Regions from separate parts of the Homo sapiens genome. Here region 1 is linked to region 2. A link is an interaction called in ENCODE POLR2A ChIA-PET data of the cell type or tissue named here. Cell type or tissue: PC-9. All regions are shown on one strand. Links, peaks and the distances in the headings refer to the core of each region. The heading gives the core; the rest is flanking DNA. Region 1 has its middle 23 kb from the start of ASIP. Region 2 overlaps BPIFB1 (BPI fold containing family B member 1).

The links. Peaks named below come from ENCODE experiments on the same cell type or tissue, not always from the same donor. Only the 100,000 strongest peaks of a DNase experiment are listed, where the experiment ranks them.
Region 1: POLR2A ChIA-PET joins it to region 2 with 9 read pairs; 1 of 35 experiments calls an interaction of 5 or more read pairs at or near these places.

What each region holds. Positions count from the first base shown.
Region 1 is chr20:34,215,911-34,221,284 of GRCh38, reverse strand. It overlaps a transcript of ASIP not described here and the pseudogene XPOTP1. Among named protein-coding and RNA genes, the nearest start is that of ASIP, 23 kb to the left of the region's middle. In PC-9, for the core only: no CTCF peak of the experiment used is centred there; a DNase peak (open chromatin) is centred at 5,014; H3K4me3 peaks cover 962 bases; H3K27me3 peaks cover 260 bases.
Region 2 is chr20:33,302,995-33,308,368 of GRCh38, reverse strand. It overlaps BPIFB1 (BPI fold containing family B member 1), which reads right to left. Exons shown (of 16, transcript NM_033197.3): 11 at 5,295-5,374; 12 at 4,344-4,411; 13 at 3,478-3,523; 14 at 2,304-2,367; 15 at 1,382-1,458. Among named protein-coding and RNA genes, the nearest start is that of BPIFB1, 22 kb to the right of the region's middle. In PC-9, for the core only: no CTCF peak of the experiment used is centred there; a DNase peak (open chromatin) is centred at 2,698.

The DNA of each region.
Region 1 (5,374 bases), core at 113-5,112, 910 kb before region 2:
TGCCTCAGCCTCCCCAGTAGCTGGGACTACAGGCACCAGCCACCACACCCGGCTAATTTTCTGTATTTTTAGTAGAGATGGGGTTTCACCGTGTTAGCCAGGATGGTCTCGATCTCCTGACCTCGTGATCCACCCGCCTCAGCCTCCCAAAAAGCTGGGATTACAGGCGTGAGCCATCGCGCCTGGCCCTGCCATTTGTTTCCCTTTCAACATCCTCTTTTTATATTCCACAAATTCTTCAAGTCCCACATTCTGCTTGAAGACCTCCTCAGTTTCTCCAGCTCTTATGACATCCTCCTTCACTGAAGAAAAAAAAAAAAAAAAAAAAAAAGAAGGAAAGAAGAAAGGAAGAAAAACATCCACACAACAGAGAATGGGCTTTCGGAGTGACAAAAGCATAGGGAAGAGAAAGGAAGATTAATAGTCTGAGAGCAACCACTCTTTAGTTGTTCAGGAAATACATCAATCATGAGTCATTGACTTTCTATGGTACCATATAATCTGTATTATTCTGTTCAGAACACGTATATTGTCAGTGTTCCGTGCTAAGCATGTCAAATGAATTCATTCTGCCTCCCTATGTCAGTTCAGGAGTCATTCCTTCCTGCTTCCCTGATTCCCCGTGTTGAGTTAAATGCTTGCTCTCCATGGTCTCATGACACCTTGTGCTTACTTCTTTTTTTTTTTTTTGAGAGAAGGTCTCGCCCTGTCATCCAGGCTGGAGTGCAGTGGCATGATCTCAGCACACTGCAACCTCTGCCTCCTGGGTTCAAGCGATCCTCCCACCTCAGCCTCCTGAGTAGCTGGGACTAAAGGTGCATGCACCACACCCGGCTAATTTTTGTATTTTTGTAGAGACAGGGTTTCATCATGTTGCCCAGGCTGGTCTTGAACTCCTGGGTTCAAGTGATCAGCCTGCCTCAGCCTCCCAAAGTGTTGGGATTACAGGCGTGAGCCACTGCACCCGGCCCCTGTGCTTACTTTTAACTTAATCTCTTGTATTGAAAATGCCCATTTATTAGTCTGATTCCCCCTTAGACTTTGAGTTTCATGAGAGAAGGTCCAGACTTACTAGTCTTTTTATTATCTGTTCCTTTTATGGGTATGTCAGTTCTACACGTGTAGATGGCACATAAACCATCTCTGAAGTAACTAGACTGTAAACTTTGGAAGATAAAGTTCATTTTTTTTTTTTAAGATGGAGTCTCGCTCTGTCGCCCAGGCTGGAGTGCAGTGGCACGATCTCGGCTCACTGCAAGCTCCGCTTCCCGGGTTCATGCCATTCTCCTGCCTCAGCCTCCCTAGTAGCTGGGACTACAGGCACCCACCACCACGCCCAGCTAATTTTTTTGTATTTTTAGTAGAGACGGGGTTTCACCGTGTTAGCCAGGATGGTCTCAATCTCCTGACCTCATGATCCGCCTGCCTCGGCCTCCCAAAGTGCTGGGATTACAGGCGTGAGCCACCGCTCCCAGCACATGTTTTGTATTTTTTATCTTTATATTCTGGGTTCCCAGCTCAGTGCTCAGGTGTTCAGAAAGTTTGTGAATGTTAACATTTCTGTGCTCTGTTCCTCTCACCACCCACAAGCAACCTTACACTTGCCCAGCAAAACCTAGTAACTGAGCACTTTTATTCTAGTAAGTGCTTATACAGTGTTATTCACTGAGATTAATGCTGTTGACCACTATGAGAGAGAAAGAGTAAACAAATTTATTAATTATATTTTGCTTGGAAACTCTATTGCAGAGTCTAATTGTTTAAATAAGAACTTCTGCCTCTCTTTCCTACTTTCAGAGAATAAGTTTTGGAGCCAGGCAGAATTAGATTTGAATCTTGGCTTTGCAAATACACTAGCTCCTGGTCTTGGGTGTGGCCTTTTGGGAGATTAAATTAAAAATGGGGATAACAATACCTATTCTGCAGGATCATTATGATGATTGAATGTGTAAAGATAGAAAAGGTGTTTAAGCACCACACTTGGCACATAACAAGCATCCACAAAAGTTAGTTTTTACTCCTTGATTCTCTCCTTCCTCAAGAGGATCACTTGGATCACCTCTTTCCATATAGTGTCTAGTCTAGTGTATTACATGACATTATCTAGTTTAGCCTAAGGTTAGGCTTCCTTTTCTTATACTACCTGTTCCCTAGGAGCTTTGAGTCTATATTTATATACATTTGAACATGTAATGTGTATGTGTTTGGAAGTCTATACAACTGCCTATAGTGTACATCTGTATACAAGAGCCATAGGTTTCCAGCTATTCTCACATTTAGTTTGAGAAACTTCAGAGGGTTACGTTAAAATTGCTGAAAAGGGGCCAGGCGTGGTGGCTCACACCTGTGATTCCAGCATTTTGGGAGGCCGAGGTGGGAGGATCACGAGGTCAGGAGATCGAGACCATCCTGGCTAACATGGTGAAACCCCGTCTCTACTAAAAATACAAAAAAATTAGCTGGGCGTGGTGGCGGGCGCCTGCAGTCCCAGCTACCCAGGAGGCTGAGGCAGGAGAATGGCATGAACCCAGGGGGTGGAGCTTGCAGTGAGCAGACATCGTGCCACTGCACTCCAGCCTGGTCTCAAAAAAAAAAAAATTGCTGAAAAGGACACATGCTCCTTTTCCCTTGCTACTGCCATCTCCACCAGCCTGATTCCCCCTGTTAAATGACAGCACTGTGAAAAATTCCTGGGATTAAGCTAGGGTGGGTGAGCAGATATCTAAAAGCAAATAGGAGGAGTGCTCCCCAGAAGTATCCAGCTATAAGACCTGCATGCTGCTATTGCTCAGTAATAAAAAATGATAAATGGGTGATGCCACTTTGCCTCAGTGGGACTGGATAAAAGTAATGAACAAGGCTATATTTTTCCCAATCTCTCCTTTTTAGAAGGGAGTGGTGAAGAAGTGGTAGGTGTACAAGGCACACCAAATAGCCTTAGTGAACAGCTCCAAATATCATATCCTGCTTGTGGGCTCTGTCATTCCAATCTGAGGATTTGTGGGAGTTTTTTACCCTCATAATGCTGAAGCCAAACCTCCATGCTCGCAATTTCCCAATTGTCTCCAAAATCATTAATAAAGTCTGAACGTATCTTCCAAAACAAAGTTAATCTTAATGAACTTATATTTCTAAAAATGTGTGTCATAGAGTTCCATTTCTGGCAAAGGCTGACTAGTTGGTCTTTTTCAAACATCTTGCTGAGAACAATTACAAATGCTGAACAAATTAGCACTTTTTAAAAACAGCAATTTGGAGCTATGGAAGAGCTACAAAAGCAGTGAGAATTTGCTAGTCCAAGATCTGGAGAAAAAGAGAAGCCAAGTAAGGTGAGACTGGTATTTGGAGACACTTTACTCTGAAGACAATTGCTGATTCCAAAAGCAAAAGCAGCGCTGAGAGGCTGAAAAGAGCTTTCAGCGGGCTGGGCGCGGTGGCTCACGCCTGTTAATCCCAGTACTTTGGGAGGCCGAGGCGGGCGGATCACGAGGTCAGGAGATTGAGACCATCCTGGCTAACACGGTGAAACCCCGTCTCTACTAAAAGTACAAAAAAATTAGCCGGGCGTGGTGGTGGGCGCCTGCAGTCCCAGCTACTCGTGAGGCTGAGGCAGGAGAATGGCGTGAACCCAAGAGGCGGAGGTTGCAGTGAGCCGAGATCGCGCCACTGCACTCCAGCCTGGGCAACAAAGCGAGACTCCGTCTCAATAAATAAATAAATACATAAATAAGCTTTCAGTAGATTCCCAGCCAGGGCTGATGAGACATAAATTGTAGTAAGGTACCTGAAAAGGAGGAAGGGTCCTGGTAAATATCCCCAGGCTTTCTTTTTCTTTTTTTCTTTTTTTGAGTTGGAGTCTCATTCTGTCCCCCAGGCTGGAGTGCAGTGGCGAGATGTCGGCTCACTGCAACCTGCGCCTCCCAGGTTCAAGCGATTCTCCTGCGTCAGCCTCCGGAGTAACTGGGACTACAGGCACCCACCACCACGCCCGGTTAATTTTTGTACTTTTTGTAGAGATGGGGTTTTGCCATGTTGCCCAGGCTGGTCTTGAATTCCTGCGCTCAAGTGATCCACCTGCCTTGGCCTCTCAAAGTGTTGGGATTACAGGCGTGAGCCACCGCGCGCAGCCTCTCCAGGCTTTCAGCTGGGACCATGAAGGGCTCCACTCTAGGGATAAGGGCAAATTGGAAAGAGATCAGCTCTCACAAGGATTAAAGCCCAGCTTTGACTTCCTCAGACACTTACTAGATGAAAGTTTCAGCCTCTAGCCTATTCGCTTGACAGAAACAAAAGTAAACCCTTCTGGAGAGAGATAACATCATATAGAACCTCAAATCGTCTCCAGAGCTCCACAGGCTTTTTTGAAGAAATTGACAACATGGTTCTAAAATTTATATGGAAATGCAAAGGACCTAGAATAATCAAAACAATATTGAAAAAAGAACAAATTTAGAATATTTATACTCACAAGTTCAAGATTTGCCACAAAGCTAGAGTAGACAGATACAGATGAATGGAACAGGATCAAGTCCAAAAATAGATCTATACATATATAGTCAACTGATTATCAACCAAGGCATCAGATCAATTCAGTGAGGCAAAGGAATGCCTGTTTAACAGATGTGTGAAAAAAACTGGGTATCTCTATGGAAAGACAGCTCTAACCCCTATGGCATTCCATACAAAAAATTAATTCAAGATGGATCATAGACCTACATTAAAAACTAGAACCATAAAACTTCTAGAAGTATATCTTTGTGACTATGGAGTAAACGGAAATTTCATAGGTAGAACATAAAATGTACTAACCATAAAAGTAAAAATAAAATATTGGACTTCAAGAAAATTTATTTTTTTGCTTATCATAAGACGCCATTTTGAAAGGAATAAATAAGAAATAGACAGGAGACGGCCCCAGCCCGCGGGCTGCCGCCCGCACTCTCCATGAGACTGCTGGCGCCAGCGCCCGCCCGCGCGGCACCTACTCGGAGAGGGCGCTTCGCGCTGACTCAGCGGCGACGGCGGCGGCGGCGTTAGCTGGCCCTCGCGCTCTTTCCCTTCTTGGGGCGCTGACCCCGCCCGCTTGCTTGCTTGCTTGCCTGCCACTCAAGAGAAGGTGCCAGGGGACGCGGAGCGACGAGAGGCGTGCAGTCCCGGCCAACTCCGTCTCTGGCGTTGGCGCTGCGGTCGTGGCAGAGGACTACGGCGACAAGGACGAGGGCCGCTGTCCCAGCTCTCTGCGAGCTGCGCCGCTCGGCTCCGTTCCGCTGGCTGACCATGGAGTTCAGGCTGGGAGGCGGGCTGGAGTGATAGGGAAGATGTTTATAAATTCTTCTGTGGGATCAGAGGGCAAGCCTATTATAACCAGAAAACT
Region 2 (5,374 bases), core at 200-5,199:
ATCTTTCCTGGAACACCAACAATCCCTGCCTCAGGGCCTTTGCACTTGACATCTGATATGGTTTAGATCTGTGTCCCCGCCCAAATCTCATGTAGAACCCAATGTTGGAGGTGGGGTCTAAGCTGATTGGATCATGGGGCTGGTTTCTTGTGAATGGTTTAGCGCCATCCTCTTGGTGCTGTTCTCGTGATGGTGAGTGTGCTCTTGTGAGATCTGGTTGTTTAAAAGTGTGTAGCACCTCCCACCCCTTGCTCCTGCTTGGGCCATGTGATGTGCAGTCTTCCCCTTTGCCTTCCGCTATGATTGGAAGTTTCCTGAAGCCTCCCCAGAAGCTGAGCAGATGCCAGCATCGTGTTTCCTGTACAGCCTGCAGAACCACAAGCCAATTAAACCTCTTTTCTTCATGAATTACCCAGTCTCAGGTATTTATTTTCTTTCCTTTTTTTTTTGGGGGGGGGATGGATTTCACTCTTGTTGCCCAGGCTGGAGTGCAATGGCGTGATCTCAGGTCACTGCAACCTCCGCCTCCTGGGTTCAAGCAATTCTTCTGCCTCAGCCTTCCGAGTAGCTGGGATTACAGGTACCCGCCATCACGCCCAGCTAATTTTTGTATTTTTAGTAGAGACTGGGTTTTGCCATGTCGGCCAGGCTGGTCTCGAACTCTTGACCTCAGGTGATCTGCCCACCTTGGCCTCCCAAAGTGCTGGGATTATAGGCACAAGCCACTGAGCCCAGCCTCAGGTATTTCTTTATAGCAGTGTGAGAACGGCCTAATACGCTGTCCCTCTGACGGGACACTTCTCCCAGCTACCCACAGGGCTCACCCCTCACCTCCTCAGGCATTGGCTCAAATGTTACCTCCTCAGAGAGGCCCTCCCTGGCCACCCCATCTGAAACAGCACCCCCTTCCCTGACATCACTCTCTCCTCCTGAGCCTGCTTTATTTTTCTTCTCAGCCTTCCTCCACTCAGCCTGATGTTACATCTTTAGGGCTTGTGTATCTGCCTCTTCTGCTAAAAGGTAGGCTTGAAAAAGATGGGAGTGTTTTCCATTTGTTCATTTCGGTGGCCTCAAGCACTCAGAAGCATGGCTTGCCTATAGAAGACCCTCGAAAAATATTTAGTGAATTACTGAATGAATGAATGAATGAATGAATGACAAGGGGGTGGAAAAAGTGTACTGACCCCAGGCTAGGAGGGTTCCATCCTCAGCACAGCCAACCTTCTCACTTGCAGATGAGGAGGTGAGGCCCTGAGAGGGGAAGGGACTTGCCCAGGGTCACCTGTAGGCTGGGGTTGGAGTGCAGGCCCCACCTCCCAGCCAGGGCTCTCAGTGGCTGTGCCCTCCCTGGGGCAGGATGTTTAGGGCCACACCCACTCACCTTGGTCAGTGAGGACTCAGCTGCCTCGAATCCCAAGGCCTTCACCAATGACACTGGGACCCCAGATCTTAATTTGCCTGAAATAACAAATGTGGTCAGAAACTGATGGGCCTGGGGTGAGACTGGGCAGCCAGGGGCAGGCTCAGGGTTCCTGAAGGGGAGCCCCGGCCTGGCAGGCCTGATCAGACAGCCCCCTCTGCCTCTGCTCGCCTGTTCTCTGGCCCCAGCATTGACCCAGCCTCGTCTACCCTCCCTTTGCCTCTGGCACTGGCTTCTGGCCCCTCACAAAATGCAGTCCTCACATTCTCTTACGCTCTTGCTCAAGAACCATCAGGGGCTCCCATTATCCCCAGCAGAGGTTTCTATACTTTGAGATTTTTCCAGTCTAATAAAATAAAGAAATTAAAAAGGTGGAACTGTATAGGTTACAAACCCTTCCCACCCCTCATTCAACCTGGGGCTGAATTAGAGTGTTGGGCACTGACTGTGCCAGGCACCTCCTGATTTGTGCCTCTGAAGAAGGTACTTCTACGTCCCCATTTTACAGATGGAGAAACTGAGGCTCAGAAGGATTGTGCAGCTTGACCAAGGCCAGGCACTAGCAAGAGGGGGAACAGGGTCTGCTGAGGCGCCTCCAGTTGTCTCTTACACCTCTGTCATTGCTCTCATTGTCTGCTTATGCCTCTGTCTCCTTCCAGCCCTGCAAGTCTGGCCCACTGCTTGGTTCATCTTTACGAGCCCAGCCTCTGGCACTAGCAAAGGAATTGGGCTGAGAAGGTTCTTGGGAGGAGGCAGATTTTGAAGTAGGCTCTGAGGGATGGCTGGGAGATGAATGAAAGGGGCCCCATTCATGGAGATGAGGGCAGGGGAAGTAAAGCCAAGCCCTGGGGAGAGAGGGGGCACAGATGGCAGAGGTATGCACCATTCTGGTTCGGCAGCAGGATGGAGTGGATGATCTCAGTGATGATGTTTTTCAGAACATCAGGCTGTGAGAGAGAGAAGGGGCACTGTCACCCTGGTTGAGCATCTGAAGTTCCCCCCCATCATTCTTCGTGGGTGTGGCTCCTCCCCATGGGTGAGGTGGCTGGTGGAGATGTAGGAATTCCAGGTCCCCTGCTGATCAGAGCTGTGGGGGCTCCCAGGGACCAGATGGGCTGGGTTGGGGCATGAACTCAGCCGCCCCTGGGGCCTGGTAGATGGGGGGATTGGGGTGCATTGGAGGATGCCCCATCCTCAGGGGCCCCACCACTCTGTTGCAGCTGAATTTGCCCTGAGGGAATTTTGCCCTGCATTGCCTGAACTTCTGACTTCTGGAGGGAAGCCAGAAGTCCTGATTTGCATGTGGAACTCTCCGTGTTTTAAAATATTAGTCACCGGGCATGGTGGCTCATGCCTGTAATCCCAGCACTTTGGGAGGCCAAGGCGGGCAGATCATGAGGTCAGGAGATCGAGACCATCTTGGCTAACATGGTGAAACCCTGTCTCTACTAAAAGTACAAAAAATTAGCCGGGCGTGGTGGTGGGCGCCTGTAGTCCCAGCTACTCAGGAGGCTGAGGCAGGAGAATTGCTTGAACCCGGGAGATGGAGGTTGCAGTGAGCCAAGATCACACCACTGCTCTCCAGCCTGGGCGACAGAGCGAGACTCCATCTCAAAAAAAAAAAAAAAAAAAGTCAAAAATAGTGAAAAACAAATCATAAAAACCAGAGAAAACACGCCAGACTGAGGTATTGGGGTTCGGTCTGAATCCCAGCAGGAAAGGGCTGTCTAGGGGCACTGAGGCGCGTCTACGTGTGCAGAATGAGATTGTGAGTCAAGGGCACTTGTGTTCTAATTCAGGATCAAAACTTCACTGAAAGAAAGTGTGTATCTGTGAGTGTATTTGTGTGTGCGTGTGTGTGTTCTCAGCTGTGTCTGACACGTGGTGGCTTCTCTGTAAACACTCGAGGGAAGTTGGACTTTGGTGGAGACCGGCCAGCCCCCCATGGTGCTTCTGTGGGGACCTTGTTTGAAGCAAATCCTGGGCAATATCTGTTTTGAGAGTGGACCATTCCAGGCCACCCCCTGTGCCCTCAGGCACCACCTGTTAACACTTACTTGGAACCAGCCAATCCCAGAGTTCATCAGCTGGATCCGATCAGAGCTGCAATGGAAGATGCCTGTGAGAGCGGCCCCTGAAGTCCCACTCATTCACCATCCACTCATTCAACAGCGATTTATTGAGCACCTATTATGTGCCAGGCACAGTGCGGGCTCCAGTGAACCACATGAAGCCCTTGCGTCGTGGAGCTTGCATTCTAATGGCAGGGGTGGGGTGGGGGGCATAGAGGGGGCACAGAAAACAAATAGCAGTCCAGTGAGCAGAAAAATCAACCTCAGGAGTCAGGGCTGTGGTGGACAAGGAGGCCCAAGCTCCTTCAAAGGGCGCCCCAATTCCTGGCTCGACAGTTTGTTGCTATGTAGGATTGTGGGCACAGGGCAGCCAGATAGTCTGATTTGATATGTGCACAACTCATTTATATTAAACAGCCCAGCCCTATGTGGGCTGATCAAAAGAGCCCTGGGCCTGACTTGTCCCCAGAGGCTCCAGCTGGCAGCCCCTGCACTCACTCTGGGGCCACAGGAAAGTGGCGGGGAGGGAGAACAGGCAGGGTGCAGGAGGCAGCTGGAGCCCTGCACTTCTGTGCCGGGTGACTGTCACTGCCACGGCCTGGGAGGTGTCCAGAGTGGGCTGGCCGCGGCTAGGGTTTGCCTGTGCCGTGGCTGCTGCAAGGCCTACTTCATTTTCCTCCCCATTCCCTCACATGCAGTCCTTGTCAGCAGGAGCATCCGGAAGGACCTCCCTGCCTACCCTGGAGCCGCCTTCACCTGACAGCCACAAAGTCGGTGTTTAAAGAAACCCATGGTTACCAGGCGGGACTCATTTCCATCAGCAGAATCTTCATGATGATTTGTGTGTTTACCTGATGTTATTCAAGTTGAGTATAAGTTGGTCACCTTTGGTGTAAAACTGAGCTTCCGAGCTGGCTTCCTGCAACAAGAGAAGCCCAGGCCCCATTGTTCTCAAGAGGATCCGAGTGTGGAATTAGGGGTTATGCAGGGAGGCTCTGGGGTCTGAATCTCAGTTCCTGGCTCTGGGACCTTGGCAAAGGGTTTGACCTCTCTGGGCCTCACCTGCCTCATCTGTTAAATGAGATAGTACTTGCCTCCACTCCCCATTTAACAGATGACAGTCTAGGCTTGCTGTGGGGAATGATAATGATGACGATGACGACGACGAAAGCAGCCACTATTCATAGAGCCCTCACTCCCTTACCCTAGTGTGTAGGTGGCCCAGCTCAGGAAGTTTTCATATTCCATTTTTCTGGACACACTGATTGGCTCAAGAATGGGCAACTGACTCAGGCTCATTCAGTGAGAGTCAGCCCTGAGATGTTTGCTGGAACTATTGGAAAGATAGGTTCTTCCTGCGGTGATTGCCAAGCTGATAGGATATGAGCCTAATGCAGCCTGGGGCACTACCATGAGGGAATAGCTTGCCTGAGGATGAAGGCAGCACAGAGGAAAACAAGGCTGCTAGGTGGGAGAGAGGAGAATGAAGAGGATATTGTTTGAGCACCTGGGTCCAGCTATTCCCGAAGTCAATAGCATCTAGACTTTTTAGTTATAGGAGCTAATACAATTCCTTTTGTGCATATGAGTTGAGTTTCTGTCCAGAGATTCCTGACTAAGAAAGTCACAGGGTTAGAATTGGACCCACAAAGCTCCTGGCTCTTGGTTCAGAGCTCCCTGTCCCCTGTCCCTGCTAAGTGATGAGAGTGGTGGAAATGTTTAACAAAGCAAGAGGGCGAACAGGAAAAGTAGACAGAAGGGTCCCCCTGGTTGCTGCCAATATCGCAGACAACTGAACTCACGATGCCCAGGGTGAACAAAGGGCGGAGGGCTTCACTGGAGGGAAACACTTCCAGCACGATCAGTTGGGCCACCTTGGCAT